Regions from separate parts of the Homo sapiens genome. Here region 2 is linked to region 1. A link is an interaction called in ENCODE POLR2A ChIA-PET data of the cell type or tissue named here. Cell type or tissue: PC-9. All regions are shown on one strand. Each heading gives the region's core, and the rest is flanking DNA. Links, peaks and the distances in the headings are about the cores only. Region 1 overlaps EXD3 (exonuclease 3'-5' domain containing 3). Region 2 overlaps PNPLA7 (patatin like domain 7, lysophospholipase).

The links. ChIA-PET counts read pairs that join two places held together with the same protein. Peaks named below come from ENCODE experiments on the same cell type or tissue, not always from the same donor. Only the 100,000 strongest peaks of a DNase experiment are listed, where the experiment ranks them.
Region 2: POLR2A ChIA-PET joins it to region 1 with 15 read pairs; 5 of 35 experiments call an interaction of 5 or more read pairs at or near these places.

The regions. Positions count from the first base shown.
Region 1 is chr9:137,410,428-137,413,329 of GRCh38, reverse strand. All of the region lies in intron 1 of EXD3 (exonuclease 3'-5' domain containing 3), which reads left to right. Among named protein-coding and RNA genes, the nearest start is that of EXD3, 11 kb to the left of the region's middle. RefSeq lists silencers at 39-333, 1,075-1,444, 1,380-1,559. In PC-9, for the core only: no CTCF peak of the experiment used is centred there; a DNase peak (open chromatin) is centred at 1,489; H3K4me3 peaks cover 378 bases; H3K27ac peaks cover 363 bases.
Region 2 is chr9:137,521,458-137,524,359 of GRCh38, reverse strand. It overlaps PNPLA7 (patatin like domain 7, lysophospholipase), which reads left to right. Exons shown (of 35, transcript NM_001098537.3): 9 at 1,503-1,631; 10 at 2,644-2,724. Among named protein-coding and RNA genes, the nearest start is that of PNPLA7, 27 kb to the left of the region's middle. In PC-9, for the core only: no CTCF peak of the experiment used is centred there; no DNase peak of the experiment used is centred there.

The DNA of each region.
Region 1 (2,902 bases), core at 243-2,742:
ACTCGGGAGGCTGAGGCAGGAGAATGGCGTGAACCCGGGAGGCGGAGCTTGCAGTGAGCCAAGATCACGCCACTGCACTCCAGCCTGGGCGACGGAGTGAGACTCCGTCTCAAAAAAAAAAGTTCTGGAGTTGGATAGTGGTGATGGTGACTCATGTATGTGAACATGTTGAAAACACCGAGTTGTAACTTTGAGGGTAAATTTTATGGTATGTGAATTATATCTCAAAGTTATAGAGCAGTTACTGAGGCTGGGTGTGGTGGCTCACGCCTGTAATCCCAGCACTTAGGGAGGTTGAGGCAGGAGGATTACCGAGCTCAGGAGTTTGAGACCAGTCTGGGTGACGTAGTGAGACCCCATCTCTACAAAAAATACCCCTCCCAAAATTATCCAGGTGTAGCGTGCACTCCGGTGGTCCCAGCTACTCAGGAGGCTGAGGTGGGAGGATCGTTTGAGCCCTGGAGATTGAGGCTGCCGTGAGCCGTGATCGCCCCACCGCACTCCATCCTGGGCGACAGTGAGACCCTGTCTCAAAAAAATTAAATAAAAATGGTCACTGAGATGGTAAACACATGGAATTCCCTTTGAAGCCAGTGGACACAGTGTGTGAGTCAAGGCTGCTGTTCACTGAGGAGGCCTGAACTCCCTCCCGAGGGGCCCCGGCTGTGCGTGGCCATCTTGCCAGCATCAGCTCATCCTGCTGTGCCCTCGTGCCTCTGGGGGCTGCTCCCGGGGGGCTCTGGGGTATCCACCCTGTCCCATGTGGAATGTTTCTGGTTCCCACTGACACTGTTTGGGGAGTGGTGGCCGCGGGGCTGTTTGCTTCTCCTGGAAGGGCCCCGGTGGGCACCTGGAGCTTTATGACGAGGAGGCTTTTAAGTTTTCTTGTAGACACATTTAAAAACTGAGAAACAAGTGAATTTATTTTAATAATATATTTTATTTAACTCCAGTATGCCCAAAATATTTCCATTTCCACATGCAGTCGATATAAAAAGCTGTCACAGAGATATTGACCCTTCTCTAATCACGTGTCTTGCACTTTCAGCTGTGGCTGCTGTGTCAGACAATATGAGGTGGGGAGGGGACAGGCCTTGGAGGCCTCCTTTGGGATCAACAGCTTCTGGGGGCTCTGAAGCCAGTGTTGCCCGCCCACTCGCTCTGGGTCTCAGGCCGGCCTCCAGCCCCCTGTCCTTGCCGCATCCTGGGGGTGGCGGCTGCAGGGCCCTCAAGGTTGGCGCTCTCAGAAGAGGGCAGTAAGGCCGGCTCTGTGGGGGTGGGGGAGCCTGGGAGCCCCCCATCGGGGTGCCAGGGAGACCTGGGGGGCACACAGCCCACTCTCTTGCCGCCTCCCGCCCTCCTGGCCACGCCTGCTGGCGGCACAAGGCCCACCTGGAGGGCCCACCGGTCCTCAGGGAAACACCACAGAAAAACCGCAGAGGAAGCGTGACCTGGCGCCCGGACAAGAATGCAGGGTGGCCCGGCTTCCAGTCCGTCTTGGGTGACTCACTGCGGTGTGCAGAAAACACCATTGTGCACCGCGGCCACAGGAAGCCCTCCGCCTCCCCGACTCCCTCCCACTCCCCCACCCCCTCCCCCTCCCCCACCCATCCCCCTCCCCCCAACCTCCCCCACCCCCGCCTCCGCCTGCCGCTCCTTTTCCAGGTCCCGGGGCTGGTGGTGCTGTGGCACCGATGGAGAGACTGACGGCCGCCGCTGGCCTGCCATGGCCACCTCTGAGCCTCTGCCAGCAACCTGGGTTCTTGTGGGGTCCTTCAAGGTCGGCCTGTTCAGGGGTCGTTTGAGGGAGCTTTGGGTCCTACTTGAGGGCGAAGCTTCGAGGGAGGGGCCCCTGCACATCCTGTTGGTCCCGCCGGTCCCGCCTTCCTGTGGAGGCTCCCTGGGAGGCCGCCGGGTGTCTGGCCAGGCCTCCCAGGAAACCGAGGAGCAGGGCTGCCCCCCATCCTGCCTCAGAGCCCATCTCCGGAGCAAGCCCCATGCCCAGGGCTCGGGGGCAGCTGTGCCTTCGCTGGTTTCCTTCTCTGGGAAGGGGGCATCCTGGGCTCAGCTGGGTTTGGGGTGAAGATGAGCCTTTCTGGGCGTGCGTGCCCCTCCCACGCCTGCGCTCCATTCGGCATCATCTACTCCATCTCACGGCCAGGCCTGGGACTCCCCACCCGGGGGGCCGGCCTCGGGGCCTCAGCCGGAATCTGCTACAGGTTCTGCGGTGGTCCAGGGGCCCTAGAGGTGCCAGCCTATGCCCACCTGGACACCTGCTCAGCGCACAGGGCAGCCACAGCCAATGACCGAAATCTGCACTGAGGCTGGGGGCTGGGGCTCCAGGCACAGTCACCTGCAGTCCCCTGAGACGCCTGGACCTCACTCAGGCCCTGGGGGGTCTGCCAGGCTCTGTGGGAAAGCACTGAGGCCGGGGGCTGGGGCTCCAGGCACAGTCACCTGCAGAGCCTTGGACCTCACTCAGGCCCTGGGGGTCTGCCAGGCTCTGTGGGAAAGGACACAGCCCTCGCCCTGCCCCCCGCCCTCAGCAGCGTCGCCTCCACAGTGAGTCAGGCACGTCCCCCGTGGGTCACCTCCTCCATGCCAGGCCGCCCCCAGGGGGGCTTCCTCGTTGTGCAGTTCTGCCCCGTGTGGGTAGGGACCCAGCTGTGTCGTCTCCCTGGGTGTGGATCGTGGGGCCAGGGAACAAGAGCCTCTGGGGTTCTCAGAACCCAACGTTCTGTGGTCACAGGACTCATGGCAACAATTTGGCTTGAGTTAGCACCTTTCAGAAGAAATGAAGACACTTAAAAGGGTTGGTTGTTAATTTTTTTTTTTTTTTTTTTTTGAGACAGAGTTTCGCTCTGTCGCCCAGGCTGGAATGCGGTGGTGCAATCTCAGCTCA
Region 2 (2,902 bases), core at 84-2,583, 110 kb before region 1:
CGCCACCGTGGGGGAATCTCGACTGCTGAATGGACGGAGACCCTGCGAGGCCTCCACGAGACAGCCAGCACTTGGGAGTCAAGGCAGAGACCTCTGTCAGACATGCCACCGTGGGGGAATCTCGAGTGTGTCACACCGCTGAGGGAAGCCTCCACACTCTGTGCCTCCATTTATGTGACATTTTGACAAAGGCACAACCACTGGGACAGAAGACGGGGGAGCATTGCCAAGACCCAGTGGTGGGAAGAAAGGAGGTTGCGAAAAGGCTGCCAGGGGCATTGGAGGTTGGGATTGTTCTGTTTCTGTGGTGGGGGTGAAAATGCTAGAGGTGTGCACCAAAAAGGGTGAATCTGCCTCTGCATGCAGGTGACGGCGTGATGTAAACAGAAGGCTTTTCTCTCTAGAGCCAACTAATTTCCAGAATAATCTGAGCCAGGCGTGGTGGCTCACGCCGGTAATCCCAGCACTTTGGGAGGCCGAGGTGGGCGGATCACGAGGTCAGGAGATCGAGACCCTCCTGGCTAACACAGTGAAACCCTGTCTCTACTAAAAATTCAAAAAACAAATTAGCCGGGCGTGGTGGCGGGCGCTTGTAGCCCCAGCTACTGTGGAGGCTGAGGCAGGAGAATGGTGTGAACCCGGGAGGCGGAGCTTGCAGTGAGCCAAGATCACGCCATTGCACTCCAGCCTGGACGACAGAACGAGACTCTGTCTCAAAAAAAAAAAAAAATCTGTCTCTGCAGGCAGGTGACGGCATGGTGTAAACAACAGCCTTTCGTCTCTAGAGCCAACAAGTTTCCAGAAGAATCTGCCTGCATGCAGATCACAGCGTGATTTAAAAACAGCCTTTTCTCTCTAGAGCCCACCAATTTCTAGAAGATGGAAACCACGTCACTCACTGGGGCTTTTCCTGGGCTCTTTCCTTGGCCGTGTGGAGCTCTGCTGGCCACATCCACGCGGTGAGCCACTGTGGCTCCTCACCTGGGCCTCGTGCGACCCGGCAGTGCGCGCTCCCTGTCCTAGGCGGTGACCCCACTGTGGCGGTGGGCATTTGACAGTGGTGGCTCCTGACCCTCTCGGTGGCCTTTTTAGGAAGCCCGCTCAGGTTGGTGTCTGGCACGCCCTTTGGCGAGGGGTACCGACGCTGATGTCGGACGTAGAGTAGGACGCTGGTGAGCTGGTCCGTGAGCCTCAGTGGCAGGTGGGAGTGGTTGGAACTCCCCATGGTGAGTGCCCAGGTCTGGTGGGGTGGCTGCCTGCGGGCCTCCCCTCACCCACATTTCATCGTCAGCCAGTCCTTCGCCGCACATGTCTTGGACAGTCAAAAAACGTGTGCAGCTGGTGCCAAAAGCAGCACTTTGCACAGCCCAGCCTGGGAGGGAGAATGGAGCCGTGTGACTGGGCAGCAGGCGGGGCCTCCTCCAGGGCTTCCAGGAGCCTTGGCATTCCCTGGGGGGTTGGCCAGGCCCACAGAGTGGGGACTGATGGAGCTGTTGTTACAGGGCCATGCTGCACCTTACAAAACGGTCTCCGTCCGCGCGGCCATCCCGTCCACCATCCTCCGGCTTCCAGCTGCGGCTTTTCATGGAGTTTTTGAGAAATATCCGGAAACTCTGGTGAGGGTGGTGCAGGTGAGTCACTTTTTCAGACAACTCTTCTAGCTGCTGTGGGTCACCCTGGGGGGGCCTGGGCACTGGTTTGGGATTTGAGTGGGTTTATTGCCCACTTACTTTCTCAGTTCTGAGCTTTACAGCCATGAAGGTGATTTCAGAGGAATAGAGAAATCAACTTCATTGGCGGGACTTACCACTGGTGTTGTGGGATTCTGAGTGGGTTCGGGAATAATGAAGGTTATATTTTAAAAATCTGGGGCCGGGCGCGGCGGCTCACGCCTGTAACCCCAGCACTGTGGGAGGCCGAGGCGGGCGGATCACGAGGTCAGGAGATCGAGACCATCCTGGCTCACACGGTGAAACCCCGTCTCTTGGCCGGGCGCGGCGGCTCCCGCCTGTAACCCCAGCACTGTGGGAGGCCGAGGTGGGCGGATCACGAGGTCAGGAGATCGAGACCATCCTGGCTCACACGGTGAAACCCCGTCTCTGCTAAAAATACAAAAAATTAGCCAGGCGTGGTGGCGGGCGCCTGTAGTCCCAGCTACTCGGGAGGCTGAGGCAGGAGAACGGCATGAACCCGGGAGGCGGAGCTTGCAGTGAGCCGAGATGGTGCCACTGCACTCCAGCCTGGGCGGCATAGCGAGACACCATGTCAAAAAAAAATTGTAATATATATCTTAAAATAAAAATGAATGTTCACAATCTCAAAGAGGTCTTAAGATCCCTCACTACCCCCAAAGAGATTTTTACATTTTTATTAAACTTCTCACTTTGGAGTAACTTTAGATTTATAGAAAACTTGCAAAAACAATGCAGTCTTCATGTGCCCCTTGTCCCATTCCCCGTGATGTGAACGTGTTACTTGACCGTGGTGAGGTGTCAAGTCTGCGGGGTTTTTCACCCTGAGAGGGTTCGGTCTGTGGCATCTGCAGGGTTTGGGGCACGGTTCTCAGTGCTCTGTGTGGTGCTGCCGGGGGCCCGCCCTGTACCCCAGGCCGGTGGTCACCGCGCAGCTGGCGTGTTCTTGCAGATCATCATGGTGCGGCTGCAGAGGGTGACCTTTCTGGCTCTGCACAACTACCTCGGCCTGACCACAGAGCTCTTCAACGCTGTAAGTGAAAACCACCTCACAAAGCCCCATGCTGCTCCATGCAGCTGGCATCGGGACAGCTATTGGTTGGCACGGCAGGCGCCCAGTGCCTGGTGGGGCAGTGCCAGCAACAGCTGTGGTCTTCCCAGTTGCTGGTCATTAGGACTTTGGGAGGGGCTGGTTGTGCTGTGTTTATTCT